Regions from separate parts of the Mus musculus genome. Here all the other regions are linked to region 2. A link is a contact called in ENCODE POLR2A ChIA-PET data. All regions are on one chromosome and are shown on one strand. Each heading gives the region's core, a stretch centred on a gene start or an enhancer-like site at or near the end of the contact. The rest is flanking DNA. Distances are from core to core; before and after follow the strand shown. Region 1 holds the start of Slc30a6 (solute carrier family 30 (zinc transporter), member 6). Region 2 holds the start of Birc6 (baculoviral IAP repeat-containing 6). Region 3 holds the start of Ttc27 (tetratricopeptide repeat domain 27). Region 4 holds the start of Dpy30 (dpy-30, histone methyltransferase complex regulatory subunit).

The links. ChIA-PET counts read pairs that join two places held with the same protein, here RNA polymerase II (POLR2A).
Region 1: POLR2A ChIA-PET joins it to region 2 with 30 read pairs in embryonic stem cell. The contact joins the promoter of Slc30a6 here to the promoter of Birc6 in region 2. POLR2A ChIA-PET finds 5 or more read pairs at or near these places in 4 of 5 experiments (Patski and embryonic stem cell).
Region 3: POLR2A ChIA-PET joins it to region 2 with 13 read pairs in embryonic stem cell. The contact joins the promoter of Ttc27 here to the promoter of Birc6 in region 2. POLR2A ChIA-PET finds 5 or more read pairs at or near these places in 3 of 5 experiments (Patski and embryonic stem cell).
Region 4: POLR2A ChIA-PET joins it to region 2 with 17 read pairs in embryonic stem cell. The contact joins the promoter of Dpy30 here to the promoter of Birc6 in region 2. POLR2A ChIA-PET finds 5 or more read pairs at or near these places in 3 of 5 experiments (Patski and embryonic stem cell).

What each region holds. Positions count from the first base shown.
Region 1 is chr17:74,392,854-74,397,674 of GRCm38, forward strand. Slc30a6 (solute carrier family 30 (zinc transporter), member 6) reads left to right here and starts at 2,755. Exons shown (of 14, transcript NM_144798.6): 1 at 2,755-2,815. The coding sequence starts at 2,813.
Region 2 is chr17:74,527,029-74,531,967 of GRCm38, forward strand. It overlaps Birc6 (baculoviral IAP repeat-containing 6), which reads left to right and starts at 1,267. Exons shown (of 73, transcript NM_007566.3): 1 at 1,267-1,773. The coding sequence starts at 1,440. Gm31645 (a long non-coding RNA gene) reads right to left here and starts at 1,172. Exons shown (of 3, transcript XR_385765.4): 1 at 605-1,172.
Region 3 is chr17:74,715,666-74,720,419 of GRCm38, forward strand. It overlaps Ttc27 (tetratricopeptide repeat domain 27), which reads left to right and starts at 2,085. Exons shown (of 20, transcript NM_152817.4): 1 at 2,085-2,346; 2 at 2,969-3,146. The coding sequence starts at 2,247.
Region 4 is chr17:74,313,166-74,318,148 of GRCm38, forward strand. Dpy30 (dpy-30, histone methyltransferase complex regulatory subunit) reads right to left here and starts at 3,268. Exons shown (of 5, transcript NM_001146223.1): 1 at 3,180-3,268; 2 at 2,879-2,951; 3 at 2,737-2,784. The coding sequence starts at 2,914.

The DNA.
Region 1 (4,821 bases), core at 1,505-4,004, 130 kb before region 2:
CCTAGGATTTGCTTAGGGGGGTGTATGTATTTCTGCTTGTTTCCTGTGGAGCATGCCTCTGAAAAATTAGGCTGTGTTTACATTTTTCCTGTATTCCCAAGCATAGTGAATTCAGTCCAGCCTGGGCTACCTGAGACATGACCTCATTTAAAAAGATAAATTTAAATGGGTCCTAACACAAAATAGTTTGCCGACGATCTTGGACATTACTGTTGTGTAAGTCAATCCGTACACATTCTAGTAAAGTCATGATTCAGATTTTATATTGCCATATGTTATATGTTGCCACCTTTTAAATCTCAAAATACACATTTTCTTTTGTAGTTTAGTGTTTGGTTTTGAGTGTTTTGTTTCCTTTTTAAAATATTTATTTATTTTATGTATATTAGTACACTGTTGCTCTCTTCAGACACACCAAAAAAAGGCATCGGATCCCATTACAAATGGTTGTGAGCCACCATGTGGTTGCTGGGAATTGAACTCAGGACCTCTGGAAGAGAAGTCAGTGCTCTTAACTGCTGTGCCATCTCTCCAGCCCTCTTTGTTGTTGTTGTTGTTGGTTTTTTGTTTTGTTTTTTGTTTTTGTTTTTGTTTTTGTTTTTTTGAGATAGGGTTTCGCTGTATAGCCCTGGCTATCCTGTAACTCTTGCTATCCTTGGAATCTTGTAAATCAGGCCTGCCTCAAACTCAGAAACCCTCCTGCCTTTGCCTCCCAAGTGCTGGGATTAAAGGGATGTGGTAACCAACCAGTTCAAAATACACCATTCCAATGAGATATTTTCTTTAGTTTATTCTGCCTGGAAAGCGGTATTTCCAAGAATACTTATAACTCAGAAATGACGCTCACCTTGTAGAAGCTTTTCTGAGGGACTGGAGAGATGACTCCGTGGGTAAGAGTGTTTCCTGCTCAATCCTGAGGACTGAGTTTGAATCCCAGCACCCATATTTGGTGATTTACAAAAGCCTTTTAACTTCAGCTCCAAGGCATTCTAATGCCATCTTCCGGCCGCTTCAGACACCTGAACACACAAATAAAATATTTTTACAAAACTCTGACCACTATGAATTATCTACCCTGTCAATATTTATAACATAACTCCCCCCACTTCTTTTTAAAAAACAGGGTATCACTGTGAAGTTCTGGCTGGCCTGGACCTCACAGAATTCTGCTTGCCTCTGCCTCTAGCTACTAGGACTAAAGGCATGATCCACCATACCTAGCACATTACCTTAGTTTTGACATTCTACTTACAAATAACTGAATTTTTTTTCTTCTTGCATGTGTCTCTTACTAGGATACAATTTCACTAAGATCAGTGCCTAGAAGATAAGATCTGCAAATACAATCTTTATAGGCTACAATGACTGTGCAAGAAAGAAACTGTAGAGATTTAAAACTCTGTTATGGGATAAAGCCAAGTATTTTCAGTTCAAAGTCAGCTATTCTGAGTTCCACACTAGCTTATGAAACATATAAGACTTAAGGCATGCTTCAGATTTTTAAAAATATTTTATTCTTGGACAGTTTCCTGGTATATAATAAATTTTAGTCCTTGTCTCACCCTTCCTTCTCCCCCACCCCCCACCCCCGAAAGTATTCTCCCTAAGAAATCCCTCTCTTATTGTTCTGTCTTTTTGGTACTTTACGTAGTGAAGTGTGACTTGAATTCAGTGTCCTGCCACAGCTTCCCAAGACAGGCACCATATACAAAACAGTGGACTCCAGCTACAAGTGCTTATTTTTTCCTTAAATTTGAGATGCTCTCACTAACTGGGGAGGCTGACAGTGACCTACTCTAAACCCCAAGTATGCTTGAACTGAATATTTCTACCTCAGCTACCAAATCTATAGGGTTACAGGTTTGCACCCAGTTTAGGCAATTGAACCCTTGTGTGTCATGCCTAAGGGCTCTACCACCTGGTGGTGGTGTCAGATCCTCTTAAACTGCAGTAGCCACTTGGATGACTGGAGTCAGGAAAAGCCATCACCTCTTTTCATTCATTCATTCATTCATTCATTCACTCACTCACTCACTCACTCACTCACTCACTCACTCGTTCGTTTTGGTTTTGAGACAGTTTTGCTGTGTAGTGTAGTCTTCCTGCCTCAGCCTCCAGCGTTAGAATAGTACGCAGGCGATGCTGCACCCTGACCGGTGACGTGCACCAGTAAAGTGCTCGTGGAGGCCAGAGAACAACCTTATACTTAAGGTTGACGTTCACCTGGGTTTTTGAAATCGAGTCACTAAGGATATGCCTGCCTCTGCTTTCCTGAGTGCTGAGATCAAACAGGTGTGGCCATCGTGACGGCGTAGGTTCTTGTGATTTAACTCGAATCCTTGTGTTCTTAAGCCAAGCGTTTTCTGCGACATTATTTTTAATGAAACAGTTGGGAATTTGATAAATGTATTTTTAACATAGGCTGAGTCTACCTCGAGGAGCCTGACCTCGAAATCAGCGAGACTTGCCCGGCCTTACTGTGACATTTCTTAATGTTCCTGCTTCTTCATTTTTAAAACAGGAGTATAAACTGTAATAAACTCACACTCTGGTAGAAGACTTTGAACAGACCTCAAAGTTCCTCCCAAGGTGATAAATGCCCACCCTTTCCCTGGGCGAGCAGCCCCGCCCAGAGCAGCTCTAATCCGCCCACTTCCCAGGCGGCGGAGAACAAAAAGACGGCGACCTAGGGTACATGCGCAGTCCCGCCCCCTCGCCCTGCAACCAATCGGATTCTGAAGGCCCGCCCCTTCCGCTTGAGAAATGCGACTTCTCAGAGCGTCTTCCGGCGGGAGCTGTACGGCTCCTTACCATGGTGAGTTGGCCGTGGGGTGTGCGGGATTCTTGCGGGATGTTTCCCTCCTGCTTCCTCGCTCGAGCGCCCTGCTGTACCGCAGCTGCTCGGAACCGCGTGGTCGGGCCTGCGCTGGGGTTCCCAGCGCTCGGGTTCTTGAAGGGTTCCTGCTCTGTGCCTCTACAGCTGGGAAATGCCAGATTTGCCTAATGTTAAAATTAAAGCTTCCTCTGAGAACAAGTGAACGCCATCAGCGACTTGAGGCTTGCGTGGGGCTTTCTAGGGCGTGTTCACTCGTTTGCTTTTCAGTGTTTGAATAGCTCGGCACTGAGCAGCGGCTACAGAAAGGGTTAGTGGAGCAGCTCGGGAAAGGTTCTAGTATACGCTATGGTTGTTGGAATGTCAGGTTTTTCCTAAAAATTATTGAGTTAATTATTAAGCTGAGTGTTTTGGCACATGCCTTTGGCCTACAACTCAGGAAACTGAGGCAGGAGGATTGCACTTCGAAGTTCACCCTGAGTTAAATAGAGACTCTGACCCGAAAAAAAAAAACAAAAAAACCCCATAATCTAAAACCAAACAACAAAACGCGTAAGTCAAACATAATTATCTCAGTATTCTGTAAAGGTGAACGGGTGGTTGCGTTTTCAGATGTCAGAGTGCTGACCGCCCTTTGAAACGATCACAAAAACTCATTGAGCCCTTACTGGTAACTTACATACGACAATGACATATTTGTGTTCTTACTGTTGCCACCATAAAGTTTCCTTCTTTGGAGGCCAGCCTGGTCTACAAAGTGAGTTCCAGGACAGCCAGGGCTATACAGAGAAACCCTGTCTCGAAAAAAACGAAAAACCAAAACATTAAAATATTATATATTAAAATGTCTAATGAAGATCTGTAAAAGAATTCACCGTATTCTTTTAAATTGTGTGGTTATGTGCACGTGGGTGCAGCTGTGGGAGAAAGCCAGAGACATTAGATCCCTGGAGCTGGAGTTACAGGGAGCTGTGAGCAGATGTGGATGCTAGGAGTCAAGCTTAGGTCCTCTGGAAGAACAGCCTGTGTTCTCAAGTACTGAGCCATCTCTCTGGTTCCCAGATTTTTTTTTTTTTTTAAATTTTGTGTATGGATGTTTGTCTGCCTGTTTCTTGGTGCACAAAGTACGTGTCTGGTGCCCGGGGAAGTAAAATGAGGGTGTTGAATCTCCTGGGAGTGGAGTTACAGACAACTGTGAGTGCCGTGTGGGCACAGGGAACTGAACTTGTGTCCTTTGTAAGAGCAGTGAATACTCTTGATTTGTGAATCATAGTTCTAGCCCTTGATAGGGGGAAAATCACACACAGTATTTTCATAAAATTTCAGTAATCCTTTGGGTACAGAAAATGGATAGGATAAACCAGTTGTGGTGCACGTCTTTAACCCAGCATTCTGGAAGCAGAGGCAGGTGGATCCTGAGTTTGAGGCCAGCCTGGTCTGTAGAGTGAATTCCAGGGCAGCCAGAGCTATACAGAGAAACCCTGTCTCAAAAATAAAAGTGTGTGTGTGTGTGTGTGTGTGTGTGTGTAAAATGAACAGTGACCAGACAACCTTCAGTTATTCCAACTTTAAAGAAATAAACATATACAATATACACGTTGTAGCAACAGTGAACAGCTTGCAAACTGTGTTGTTTGAATTGGACCTTTGTATCTAATTTGCATATGCTATTCCATCTGCCAGTATTATTGGTGGAGGCCAGATGTGGGTGTCAGGATGCCTCCTTAGCTGTGTTCCCTTTTTTTGTTTCCCCCAGTTATTTTGAGACATGGTCTTTGAGACATGATCTTGGCGCTTGTCTATTCTAGACTGGCTGGCCAGTAAGTTCTAGGAATCTTTAATTTTTGCCTTTCTGAGACTTGAACCTACAGCCAAATCCTCCCCCCCACAGTGGAATGTGGGGGAGGGGGAAAAACAATTTTATACTTATAAATATCTGTTTTATAAAACAGTCAACACATATATACTAACATATCATCTGCAAAAAG
Region 2 (4,939 bases), core at 17-2,516:
TTACTGTTTCAGACTGGGATTCTAGGTATGCGAGACCACACCCAGGCACCGCTACACTGTAACTACAAGTGACTGACTGACAAGTAACTGTTTCAACATAAAGTTTAAGAAAGATGTTCTTTCAAATCTAACGAAGGAGGATACTCCACTGTTACAGCAAATCTCTCCAACCCAATTATGCTCTGGCAATGAAAACACGACACAATTAGTATGAATACATGCTGTGCGCCTAGATTGGGCAGATCTACAACCACTACACTACCATCTTCCACATCTATGAGACCACTTAGAACTTGCGTTTTCTCCAGGCCATGTTCTTCTGTTCTGCTTTTCTTCTTCCTCCTCCTCTGCCTTCTCTGTCTCAAACCTCCTTCCTTTCTTTCCACTCCACTTTCCCTTTCTCTGCCCAATCATCAGCTTTCCTTTATTTTACAAATTAAGGTGGGAAGGTTTACAAGAAATCACCTAAGTGCTGACTCATTCCTTGTTCACAACTCCTCACAGGAGAACAGAATTGACATCAAATATAATTAGCCCCAGGGCAATCCACAACACCCCACCAAAAATCATGTAAATCCTTTGCAATGAGCTACACTAGGCTGACCTGTAATGTGTCCAGCACCTCATTAATGAGCATGTCTGTTTATTAAAAGATTTGGAACTATCGCTTCTCAGTCTTCTAAGATCAAGTGTAAAAAAAATCTGAAACTAGGGCAGGCGTCGTAAAAAAAAAATCAGGTTCAGTTCCAATGAAGAGGCTTGTCAGAGTGTGCAATGATAGAGGCCTACTTCCGGATCTCGCCTCCACCCCGCAACGCCCTCCTCCTCTGCCCCGTGCTGGGAACCGCTGGGAATCAGCCGCCCTGGCCACGAAGGGGCCTCTGGGCGTACCAGACAAGTCGCGCGGGCTCGGGTTTGCCTAGCGGAAATGCACAGGGCCCAGCACCACCCTCCCTGCCACGCGCAGGGCGGAACTCCCGCCGATACCACTCCCGGGGCTCGAAGGAAGAAACTGGGACGTTGAGGACGCAGGGCTGGCTGGAGCAGCAGCGCGTGGCACGCGCCTAGTCCTACCACGCATGCTCCGCGCTTGAAAAAAAAAAGTTTCAGCCCCGCCCCCTTCTTCTTCTGAGGCCCGCCTACCGGGCCCTGGGAGCTCTTCTGCGCATGCTTACTAGGCCAGGTCCCGCCCCTGCCCCGCCTTTTCTGTGCCTTCGGAAGTTCCTTATTAGCTTCCCTCTGCTCTGGCTAGATCGGCACTCCCGCGCATGCTCCACCCCCTGGGCTCCGGCCCCTCCTTTGGTGCGGCCCTCTCTCCCCTCCCCCGCCAGCCTGCGAGCTCGCTTGGCCTGGCCGGCCTGGCGGGCGACGTTCCCTGTGCGTGCAGGCGCTTGACTTCACTTCCGGCTAACGCGCTCCGCTTTGCCCCCTGGCCCCGGATGGTGACTGGCTGTGGTGCTGCACCTCCCGGGACTGTCACTGAGCGGCTTCCCAGTGTGATTGTGCTGAGCGCAGGCCGGAAGATGGCGGCTGCGGCTGCGGAGGCCTCGGGCCCGAGCTGCTCCTCCGCGGCGGCGGCGGCAGGGGCGGGGGCGGCCGGGGTCTCCGAGTGGCTGGTGCTGCGGGATGGCTGCATGCGCTGCGACGCCGACGGGCTGCACAGCCTCTCCTACCACCCGGCGCTTAACGCCATCCTGGCCGTCACCAGCCGCGGGACCATCAAAGTCATCGACGGCACGTCCGGGGCCACCCTTCAGGCCTCGGCGCTCAGCGGTGAGCGCGGCACGCCGGGCGGGGGCTGGGCTGGGCCGGCCGCGGGCGGAGACGGGTTGTGGGGATGCTGGTGGAGGAAGCCTCCCAGCCTCCGGGATCGGGATCGGCCTCGGAGGGACAGCGTGGAGCGGGAGGGTCGGAGAGGCCCGGAAGCTACGGCCGAGGACCTTCGGACTCGGAAAGCAGCAGCTTTTGGGGACGGGAACTCGGTTTGGCGGGGTGCGCTGCGAGTTGCTTTTCGGGCCTTTTGCATCTGAACCGGCCTGGTCCTGTGGGAGAGATGTGGAGGCCTTGGAGGTCGGTGCTGGTGAGGACCGGGCCCTCGCTGGCCTCTTGGACGAGATTTTGGGCTAGCTCCGGGCTGGACCAGAGGGAAGGGCTGGCAGTCTTGGCGGTGGCGGGAGAGATGGGTGGCCGGAGGCAAGGGGCGGGAAGCGTCCAAGCCGGCTGTCTTGCCCTCTTTTCCCGGCGAGTAGCGGCCCGCCGGTTGTCGTCTGGTCCTGTAGGTGCGGGGACCTCCGAGGGTTGCGCTTTCGCACAGGGGGCGGGCTGGAGTGGGCACTGGGATGGGGAGGTCAGTAGGAGAGGGAAGGCCAGCTGCCTGAACTGTGCTTGCTGGACTATGGGACTCGCAGAGTGCAAAAAAAAAAAAAAAAAAAAAAAAGAAAAAAAAAAGGTTAGTATCGGTCCTCTAGCTCTGAGTGCTCCCTCCTTCCAGTGTCAAGAAGCCTAGGCCCCTTGTAATTAGGTGGAACTTCAAGCCCTTTCAACTTGTTTTAGCATAGAGAGCTAGAGATTGGTAGTTGTAAGTATGTCTGGGTCTCCTCCACCTTGGAAGGAGAGCACTTGGGTGGTGGAGACGTTGGTTCACATATTGGACTTTCAGGATGTACCAGGTCAAAGCTCGTTCAGTGGACATACTGGAGTGTTTTGGGATAGCCCTAGCTAAGTTATTTGCTGAGATGACATTTCATTTGTGGATGAATGGTGTCTTAATTTTGGCGTTAAAGGTTAAAATTTAGAATTTGATGTATTAGTGGGTTTTAAACTCATGCACAGAGATAAATTGTATCGAAGTGCACTTAGCCAAATGGAAGTAATTATGTGTTCTACCAATTCACCTTGTGTTATTTTACACAGACATACACGAATAAGTTTACTGTGTGAGTAATGTCATAAGATTAAATGGCAGTATAGGAATACAAAGATGAAATTAGAGATGTTAATTTTTGTTGACTTATGAAAGAACTGGTTATGTATAGTTACAGCATGTAAACCTGTAATATATTTAAGAGATGCCTAAGAGAAAGTTTTTGGTGGTGGTAGGCTTGTAAATTTCCCTTTTCTTGGCTTAGGTAAATGACAATACCGATGGTCCAGATGCAGCAGCAATGCTTGCTTACTGCAACTGGACATAACAGGTTGTCAGCTGTGTCTGAGAGGGAGATGTTCATGAACAGGTGACTCTTTAATGGAAAGGAATTAAAAATAATGGTCCTGTAGTCCCCTACTTGCCATAAGAAATAAAAACATTGCAAATACACAGGGTAAACCCCTGGCTCCTGAGTTACATTTCACTGACTCTATTCTTCCTTTCCCCTGAGTTAAATGTGGTCGTGTCACTTTCATACATGTTATACTTTTAACCAATTACCCAATAGTTTCATGATTTCTAATTTAGGACGAGTGGTGTCTTTTTCTTTCATTGGTTGGTTTTGTTTTTGTTTTTAGACAGGAAATTATGTTTGATGGCTGGCCTCAAACAGGAGCTCCACCTACATCTGTCCCCAAAGTGTTAGGCTTAAGAGAGTGAGCCAGTACTCCAGGCTTGGATTTGTTTTCCTTTATTTTATTTGTATTTGTGTATATGAGTGTGTGAGTGTTTGACATGAGTGTGCAGGCGTCCATAGAAGTAGGAAGAGTGTATGGGTCCCCTGGAGCTTGTGAGTGTCTGACCTGAGTGTTTGGACTGGAGCTCCGATTCTCTGGGAAAGCAGCAAACTCTTCAAGGATGAGTCCTTTGTCCAGCCTGAGTGTTAGCATTTCTACAAAAAGTTTTATTAACAAGAGTGCAGGAGTTGCAGGGCGTGGTGGTCCAAGCCTTTAATCCCAGCACTTGGGAGTCAGAGGCAGGTGGATTTCTGAGTTTAAGGCCAGCTTGGTCTACAAAGTGAGTTCCAGGACAGTCAGGGCTATACAGAGAAACCCTGTCTCGCAAAAACCAAAAAAAGAAAGAAAGAAAGAGTACAGGAGTTTTAAATAGTTTAATTGGGATGTTTTTGTGTCTGCAGGCCATGTTCTAGAACAATATGTACATCTATGTTTATTTAAATGGTTTTATATTTACCTGCTGTATACAGGAAGGAAATGTTCACCTTAGTGTTAAAGGAGGAAGGTTGAAGGTGTATGATATGAATGCAAAAATAGTTGTATTAGACAGCAGTGAAGAATATGTACTTGTATAAGGTCATGCATAAGGACTGAGTATGTGGTTACAACTGTGTAGCTCCAGAGATGGCTTAGTGTCTAACACAACACCACATGCTGCTTTTCCAGTGGACCTGAGTTAGCTTTCTAGTGTCTGTCTCTTTTGTGGGTGTTTTTTTTTTTTTTTTTGTCTTTCTCTGACACACACACAGACACACACACAGACACACACACACACACACACACACACACACAGAGGAAAGTTTAGGGCTAACAATAAAAGGACTGTAGGAAAGCAGTTGGAAGTAACCGTTGACCAATTCTGAAGCATTTTACATATGCAAACTAAAGTTTCTTATGAATTATGCTTAACAGAGGCTGTAGGATTTTTGTGTGTGAATGATGGGTGCAGGGGCGATGCATTCCACGGTTAACCTGGAATAGTTATTTTGTAGGTAACAGTTCTAAGAAATAGCAAATAACTACTTTGACCATGGTTCTAATAAAGCTCCTTTTTTTCAATTCAAGGGAAGTGAACTGCCTTCTTTTCTGTACTAGAGAATGATGCCTTTGTCTGAGGGGATAAATAATTAGGTAACCATATGGAATTTTATTAGGTTACAGTAATAATATTCGGATTCAGTTTGTAGAGGTTGTGGGTAGCTTGTTAGTGTAGACTGGAAGTTAAAGAATTGGAGTAGGATTTACATAGAGTTTCTGAGTTTGATAATCTTCCCAC
Region 3 (4,754 bases), core at 835-3,334, 190 kb after region 2:
GAGCTGGCCCAGCCACTTGTCTGCTGCAAAGTGGCATGGGTGTGGGGAAGGCCTCCCCCCCATCACTACCTGCAGGAGTTGGGAGAACTGGCCCCAGGGTCATGAAAGCAAGTAAGCTGCCCCTGCCTCTTACTGGCTGCAGCACTTGGGAGAGTGGGTCCTGCACTTCTTCTGGATAGCACAGTAGTGCTGGCCCTGGTAGAGGGGGAGCAGGAGAGCCAGTCCCGAGGGCAAGAGCACTGGACAGCTGGCTCTGCCACTCATCTGAGGTAATATGAGTGTAGGGGTGATACCCTCTCCTTGTCCCCTTGCAACTTGTGGTAGCAGGGAAAACTGGCCCTGGAGGCATGAGATCATGAGAGCTCTCCCTACCCCCCCCCCCACATTGGCTGAAGCACTCTGGAGAGTGGGCCCTGCATCTCACCTGGACAACACAGTGGAGCTGGCCCTGGTGGTGCCAGCCCCAAGGGTGTGAGAGCAGGAGAGCTGGCAATGAGATTATTTATAGTTAAAAGTTGTGAAGAAGAGCCAAGCAGTGTCACACACCTTTAATCCCAGCACTCAGGAGGAGGCAGAGGTAGGCATATATCTCTGAATTCAAAGCTAGCCTGGTCTACAGAGTGAGTTCCATTTCAGCCAGGGCTCTACAGAGAAACCGTATCTTGAAAAACCAAACCAACCAACCAAAGAAGTTATGAAGCTGGATTTGTTGATGAACCACCCTCCAATTTCAGTGCTTCAGCACTCCAGCACTCCCAACAGGCAGAGCTCTAAGTGTAAGTCCAGCCTGGTCTACATAGCACGTCCCAGGTCAGCAGAAGTTACTTGGTGAGACCCTACCAAAAAATCAGTGACTATATGGATTCCTTATTTCAGGTAACAATGTTGTGTCATATAATATTGTAACTCACCCACTCTATTCCAGGGTCTTGATCAAAAGACCTCCTTCTCACTAGAAATGCCCAGGAGCACAGGGGAGTGTTGTATAATGTCAGGTGAAGGACAGTCCTTAGTACTGTCTTAATTTTACCTTGGGCTGCACAGGCTGTTTTTCTACAGTGAAGCAGAGTGAGAAAGAAAACATTTATTCTCTTAAAAAAAAAAAAAAAAGAGGCAAACAGCCAACTCTCTGCTCAGCAGCTGCCACACTTGTGGGAGGATATATTTCCTTGCAGGTTTTTTTCCACGTCAGCAAAGTGTTCTGGGTTCTATCGACTGAATTGCAGAAACTTCCAGGCTCTTGCCAGGTTTATGTGATGACAGTATCAAAACCAGACCTTTCTCCCCTTTTAAAGAAATTATTCTTTTTTTTTTCTAGTTTGTTTTTGTTTTTGTTTTCTGAGACAAGGTCTCTCTCTGTCGCCTTGGGTGTCCTGGAACTAGCTCTGTATACCAGGCTGTCCTTGAACTCAAGGATCCACCTGCCTTTGCTCCAGAGTGCTGGGATTAAAGACATGTACCACCGCCGCCTTTATTTTATGAGTATTTTTTGCTTGCAGCTATGTTTGTGTACCATTTATGGGTCTTGTGCCTGGGAGGCTAGAGGACGGTAACCGATGTTCTGGAGTTACAGGCCATTATGAACCACCTTGTGGGTGCTGGGAATAGAACTTTGTCCTCTGTTGAGCCATTTCTCCAGGTGGCTAGCTTGGAACTAAGGGCGAAGCTCAGGCTGGCCTTTAAGTTGCAACTATCCTGCATCATCCTCCTCCGTGCTAAGATTACACTTCGAGTTTGGTTTTCTTGCACTTTGAATCATCCAAATTATAGCCTATGCCGAGGAAGTTCGTTCTAGCCTGGGGCTCAAGGGCTCCATTAGAAGTAACTTCTACAGCCTGCGCTCCGTCTGTTGGGGAGAAAAGGCTCGAGTTATTAACCTCCAAGGACTTAACTTTGCCTCAGGTAGTCGCATGTTCCAAAGCAGGATTGCGTTCAACTGTCTCCACTAGCAACAACTCCCGGTTACTGCGACCGGCTGACCGACCCACCCAACTCTTTTCCACTACTCAGTCTGCGCATGCTCACAACCGAGTCTCCGATTGGTCGTCTAGAAGGAAGCTGCTCCAGCGTGGGTTTGTTTTCCCATGATGCTCTGCGTTGCTGTCATGGCTGCCTCCATGCATGTATAATCTCACATGGGAGTCTAAGTTTGTGAGCGCTATCCGTCGTAACAAGACGCCGGCGACTTTGGACCCTCCTCCTCTCGTTTTTCTCCTCCTTAGTGGGACACTGTATCGGGTGCAGCGATGCCGGGAATGATGTGGACGCCGGAGCTGGCGCTTCTGAGGGGCTTCTCCACGGAGGCGGAGCGGCTGGTTTGGAAGCAGGAGGGCATCTGTGGTTCAGGTGAGAGCGCTGCGCACTTTAGGTTAGTGCCAGAGCTGTGAGGACAAAGGATGCCAGCCCTGGGTACATAGGAGGTGTCAAGAGTGAGGGAGTTTCGCTTGATGGTCTGCGATCTGCTCATGTGACAGAAGTTTCCGAAAGAGACGAGATGAGTTTTTTTTAATGTAGAACTGACAAGTGAAAGAGAGTTCAGCAGGAAAAAGTCAGTGTTGTAAAAATGTTGAGACCAACATGTGCCTGGGGGAAATGTGAGGGAATCATGAGAGAACAGATGTGTTTGGATTGGCTTCCTGGGGCCGGTGTGTGTGTGTGTGTGTGTGTGTGTGTGTGTGAGAATATTGACGATAGGAAGGACAACTTTCCGGTGTCAATTGGAATCTTTGTGAATTTCCTGAAGAAGGGTAGTATGCCTATCATCATCATCGTCATCATCAATCATTGTCATTGTTTGCTGTCATTGTAGGTTTTGTACTTCTAGGAGACATGATATTTGTTGGTAGAATAAAAGTATACAGCCAGTATGCTGTTTATATCTTTTGCATCTTAAAGTATCTATGTAATGGATTATCATTTATACTTAAGAAATTCTGTTGCCTTACTGGACTCATTTTTAATATTACAGATATTGGAGTTTTCTTAGAATTGCTGTTAGAAGGGAGCTATGAGGCTTTGTTCTTCCATTCAACGACACAAACTATTTTAAATTCAACAATGATGGCTGAAGAAAAGATTGACAGCTACCTGGAGAAGCAGATAGTGAATTTCCTGGATTGCTCTACAGATTTGGAAGAAATTGAAAGGTAGTATTTTATTTGAAATTTCCACAGAGAAACGTACTAGGTGGGGGCTGGAGAGGTGACTTCGTGGTTAAGAGCACTTACTGCTATTTCAGAGGACTCAAGTTCAATTCCCAGCATCCACTTGGTGGCTCACAACTGTACAACTCCAGTTCTAGGATATCCAACACTCTCTTCTAACCCATGGACACTAGGTACATGTGTAGTATATATGTATGCACCTGGGCAAAACACTCATGTAATCAAATAAATAAATGAATAAATGAATAGGCTAATATCAACTTTTATAGCACCTTGACACTGTGAGGCCCTGGTATTTAGTAGTTGTTGAAATAACTGGTCTCAAGCAATCTCTGTAAGGTCTCTGGCCCAGAAGATCTAGAATGGAAAAGGAGAGTGGTGCAGGATTAAATGAGTTTTGTATTAGAAGGACACATCCTTGGTGGTCACTGCTAATCATCCCAGTGTGAAGGTCTGATAAGTGTTAGCCATCAGCTTTTTCCTTTTATGTTGCTTGTTGGTTTTTGTTTGTTTGCTTTTTTTGTTTTGAGATAGGGTCTCGCTATGTAGCTTTGGCCTAGAACTCACTCTGTAGATCAGGCTAGCCTCGAAGTCTCAAGAGATCTATGTCCTCTGTCTCCCACAGGCTGGGATGAAAGGCATGCACTTTAAAGGGGGGGGGGTGGAGTTCATTTTCTTAAGTGGGTAGATGTACCTTGAGTCTTGCTGTTTCTAGGTTCCCGAGAGATACTTGCATTTGTGTTTATTGTGTTTGGACTGTTATTTCTGGCGAGATGAGAGAACTGCATGTGTTTATCATGGATCCCGCAGTTTAACGTTCTTCCATTAGGATGTCTGCACATGAGTCAGATCTAAGCCTTCTAGAGGCATCTGTTTTATTATTGTATGCTTGGTAACACTTCCCCTTCTCAGCTACCCATGACAGCTGGCCAAAATTCCTAACCATCTAGGATGCATACAGTTTCATTCTGCCCTGGTGTTTACAGACTAAGTTTCATATAATTGTTTGAGGAATAAACCAAGTATCTTGTGAGGTTGTTGGGTTGCAAAAATAAGTAAAGGCATAACTCATAGTCACTATGGATGCTGCTGCTTATTCTTCAAGCTAATGCAGTTCTGTCTCATTTTTTCTAATTTTTGCTAGCGTCACTCATGATTTTGCTGTTGTTTGTGACTGTGTCTTGCTGCATCACCTCATTTATCCCGCAGCTTGCAGTGAACTGCAGGCTGGCTTCAAATGCATAATCTTTTTGTTGTAGTTTCCCAAATTTGGGAATTATAGTTATATACTACCATGCCCAGCTTATATTTTATTCTGGTTCTTTTCTTCTTTCTTCTTTTGTTACTGGAATTGAGCCTCTGGCTTCTCACTCAACAGACATGCATTCTATCACTGATCTATATCCCTGGCTCTTTTTTATACTTTTTCTTTTGAGTCAGGGTCAAACTAAGTGGTCCAGGGTGGCTTTGAACTTGTGATCCTCTTGTCTCACCTCTAGTGGGGATTGCAGGCTTCAGCATGAGGCCTGGCTTTCTCCTTGATTCCTATTTGCTGGCTGATGTGTTTGTACTGTGCAAAGTTAGCCTAGT
Region 4 (4,983 bases), core at 2,018-4,517, 210 kb before region 2:
AATATAAATTAGTATCATCCCATCTGTGAATCCTAAATGCCATAAGAACTGCCTGCCAGGCCAGATGTGCCTAGTAATGTTACAGTGGCGTGATGGTATATAGGTGTCACCTACTGCTTTCTGACTGGATTTGTGGCCTGCTCCACAGAGGCTTAGACATGCCTGCCTGGTATATAAACCTGGTCAAAAGCCTAGCCTTAGGGGGTCACCTGCTACTGTTGCTTCCCTAAAACAGTAGTCAAACTGCCTAAATGTTTCTGCTTCTACCCACAGGTTAGTGCTGCTCTCAGCCTTGGGCAGAGAAGACTCTTTCTGTTGTGGTCACCAGGAAAGAGAGGCTCAGAATGGGTCGAAGTGCTTGCCAGTACTCAGCTCTAAGTATCTAAATGGAACTTGTATGCAGTGTTCCCCGCTACGGCTCAGGGAACACTGCCCAACATGAAGCAGAAGACCCGGTGTATGGAAGGGTTGCTGTCTTCTGCCAGAAGCCTGGGTGTTAGGCTTTGACTCACTGCTGCTACAGTTACTGCCCAAGATCAGTCAAGCACTCCAGCAGGCAGCACTAACTGGACTCACTGAGTTTCAATAAGTTAGGAAATGAAAGGGAACGCACTTGGGGACTTGGGGGTGTACAGGTGAACGACAGGGGGAAGCTGGGAATCGATATGATCAAGATATACTGCACACACGTGTGGAACTGTCAAAGAATAAATCAGGATCTAAAATAAATCAAGATAGAGGAAAGTATGGACAAATAAATCTGACAAAAATGTTCAAACAAGGGCTACAATTTCCCCAAATTTCATGAAACACTAAACCAAGTCCATGAATCCATTCAAAAATAAAGGAACACTAGGACGGGTTGGAGGTGGGATATAGCTCAGCAGCAGAGCGTAGGCCAAGCGTATACAAAAGCCTGGGTTCAATCCACACCACGAATAAACAAGTGCACCTCGACTCACACACAGCACACCTACAGACATACATAAGACCACACATACACAAGGTGTAAAACGTGTAACTGTGTGAAAAGGTTAGAGAGATGGCTTGGGGAATTAGATAAGTTGTTCTGCAAGCAAGCATAAGGACCTGAGTTCAAATCCCGGGCCCAAATGTAAAAAGCTAGGCACTTAAAAACTATAGACAGGACTGGAGAGAAGGCTCAGCAGTTAGAAGCACTGACTGCTCTTGCAGAAGACCAGCGCTTGGTTCCCACCACCCGCGGGGTAGTTCACCAATTGTCTCAAACTCCAATTCCAGGGAGGATCTGGCACACTCTTCTGGCCTCTGTGGGCACCAGGCAGGCACATGGGGCACACATACGGATGCAGGCACAATAACCAAGCACATAAAATGAATTTCAAAAGCCTAAGAAATATAAATAAGAATATAGACAGCCAAAGCTGGAGTTGGGGGAGGGGGTGTGTGTGTGGTTAAGAACACCAGTATAGCAGCAGGAGAGTGCTTGAAGTCAGCCTGGTCTACAGAGTAAGTTCTAGGACATCCAGGGCTACATAGAAAAACCCTGTCTCAGAGAGAGAGAGAGAGAAAGAGAAAGAGAGAGAGAGAGAGAGAGAGAGAGAGAGAGAGATCCTCATTCAATCCCCAGCATACATGGTAGCTCACAACTGTCTGTAGCTCAAGTTCCGGCCTTCTGATGTACATATATACCCAGGCAGAACACCCATAAAGCAGTAAAAAGAAATATATAAACCGGGTTCGGTGCACACACCTTTACTCCCAACACCAAGAGGTGGAGGCTGGTGAATCTCGGTAAATTCAAGGCCAGCATGATCTACATAGTGAGTTCCAGGACAGCCAGAGCTAATGACACCCTATCTCAGGGGGAAAAAAATAGAAAAAATAAAAAAATATATATACATACATATAAACACACAAACACAGAGAGGAGGGAGGGAGGGAGAGAGAGACAGAAAAAGAGACAGAGAGAAGCAAAGAGAGACAGAGAGAGATCACACAAATATAAATACAATGCAATCCTTTTGTAAGAGTCAGTTCTAGGTCAGGCAGGACTGCTCAGTGTGTAAGGAGCTTGCTACCCCCACATCTAACCTGAGTTCCATCTCCAGAACCCACCTAAGGGTGGAAGCAAAAAACCTACTCTGTAAGGGTGCCCTCTGATCTCCACACACTAGTGCACATGCATGAGCGAGCGTGTGCATGCGCGCACACACCCACAAGTAATAATAATAATAATAATAATAAAATAAAAAAGAAAACATGTCTAAGCTTACTTTCCGCTGACCTTGAACAAGTTACTCAACTTTAAGCATTCTGGAGCTGAAGATACATTCAAATTAGCCTGGTATATATCTCACAAACAGCAAAGTGTTGAATAAATTCTAACACCTGTTTGTACAACTTCTTGGAAACGTGGTCCTGCCCTTTTTTTTTTTTTTTTTTTTTTAAACCAGAACTTAATCCCTCGAGTCTCCCATTCACACACAAATTTTCTCCGGGAAGCCTCCATTTTCCTAACCAAACCTTCCCAGCTCTGGTTCCGGGATCATCTAATCTTTCATTTACAAAGTACCTTTATTTTTAGCCAAGTATTAGCATGCTAGTAAAAAGAAGCCACTTATAATCTGATACTACGGAGAGATCGCGGCAGCAAAGAGTTCCCTCGTGCAGAGTAGCCTAGTAAACCGATCCTAAGTTTTCTCCAGCTCTCAAGAGACCCATAGATGCATGCGGCAGAGAAACTGAGCGAGTTACCTCAACGCTGTCTGTGAGCCCGTACTCAGAGTGAGGGTTTTCTGCAACCTAGAAAACAAAATACAGTCACAGAGAGAGACATCCGCCCGTCCCGCGCTGCCTCCCCGCACACCGCCACCCTGAACCCAGGGCCTCCTGGTACCTGTGTCTGTCCCTCCAGCATCTGCTCCGACTCCATGGCGGACCCTGCAAACCGCAATCAACCGGATACCAGTCTTGCAAAACAAGAAGAGCCGCGAGTTAGTTACCCGGGAGATTTCAAGTGGAAGACGCCAGGACCCGGTGCGGTGCAGCCCAGCCCGGGACCCCGCCCCTCACCCCCGCGGGCAGCAGACGCGCGGGCTGGGTCGGGCCACCGACTGGCCGTCCTCGTCGCATCGCGAGGCTCGGAGGTCGTCCCAAGGATGTAGCGGTGGGAGGAGGAGGACAGGGAAGCTGATTACCCGCGCCAAGGCTGTCGGTTCCTAAGTGCCCTGCACGGCGCCACCGACTCACAGCGCGAACCGCTTCGGCCGTAAGTGAGGGACGTCGCGCTGCCGCCGCGCCTGCGCAGAGCGGCCCCGCGGGCAGAAGTGCCCGAGCCCGCCTAAGTGGGCCTACGCCTCTGCGGTGCGCGGGGTGCCTGGCCACCTGCCGGCTCCACCCTGCCGTAGATCTTTCTCCTTTAGACAGTCCTTCGTGGCACCTGGAAGTGACGGTCCCCGAGGAACCGAGGCCACTCACTTGCTGAGCGATTCTTGCTCAGGCTTTACTAGGGGCTAGAGGGCATCCAGCGGTTGATTACTTGGCTAATCTTACAGGCGACTTAGGTTTGGTCTCCACCGCCCACATGGTGGCTCACAACTATCCCTAACTCCGGTTCCGGGGAGCTGACTCTCTCTTTTTATCTACGCAGGCACGAGGCACGCGTGTGCTCCGCGCACATTCAGGCAAAACACGCATATATACGTATACATACACACATATATAATTTTTTTAAGGCCAAAGGGAAACAAGGAGGAGTGTTTGGGAATTCTTGGGCGGCTTTTATTCAAGCCCTGCAGTCTATGAGGATACCACGTTCACACTATTCTACATTTATGTCTAGATTAGTTTTTTTTTTTTTTTTTAATTACTTTCCAGGGATAAGGAGTTCAGCTCATGGTCGAGCGCTTTCCTGGGATAACCAAGGATCTTGGTTCAATTTCTACAGAAGAAATGGCTTTCCAGACTGTAGTATTATGGATTCCAACCTGGGTTGTGTTTGCTTGTTTTTACATTTTAAAGCCAGGTGTCTGAAATCCCAGCATTTGGCTGACTGAGGTAAAGAGGGTCAAACGCCAGCCAGAGCTTCCTGAACGGGAGTTCCAGGAGAGCCTGCTTTCCTGTAATTATTGTAACTGTTGATGGATTAGGATTTCAAGGGTATGGAGAGGTTGGAATGCTGCAAATCTAGAGACACTAGTTAGTTGTCTTGAACCTAGTTAGCTCCCTAAATAGCCTTTAATACCCACCTCTGTCAGGGACCTAACTTCTTTACTAATACTTCTTACTAGTGAGTTTCTTGGAATGTTCAGACTCCTAGCTAACACCAAAATGTTTCCAAAAAGCCTTCAGTTGGCAGGGCAGTGGTGCTGCATGCCTTTAATCCCAGCATTTGGGAGGCAGAGGCAGGTGGATTTCTGAGTTAGAGGCCAGCCTGGTCTACAGAGTGAGTTCCAGGACAGCCAGGGATACACAGAGAAACCCTGTCTCAAGAAAAAGAAGGAGAGGGGGAGGGGGAGAAGAAGAAAAGAAGAAGAAGAAGAAGAAGAAGAAGAAGAAGAAGAAGAAGAAGAAGCCTTCAGCTGTCCCTACAATGATTATAGCTAAGATTTCCAGACTTTCCTACAACCCACACACCTAATGTACTTGAAAAGAGCTTTTGTGCTTGGTGTGGTGGTGAGAAAAGAGATGGTTTAGTCACTTTAAAAACAAAAACAAAAACAAAAACTTACTGCTCTTCCAGAGTTCAGTTCCCAGGCACACACCAGAAGTCCAACAACCACCCAGAACTCCCGAGATCTGACACCGTCTTCTGGCCTCTGTGAGCACTTGAACTCACTTGCACTTACACAGAAATGTGGTATATATACGAATACATAACTAAAAATAAACCTTAAAATGTACAATCTGCTTCCTACCTACAAGTTATAGATGTTAAGTAATAGCTTTGGGTTTTGAGAAACTAAGCTCTGCTGGGCAATAAAGAATTGTTGGGCCCCAGCC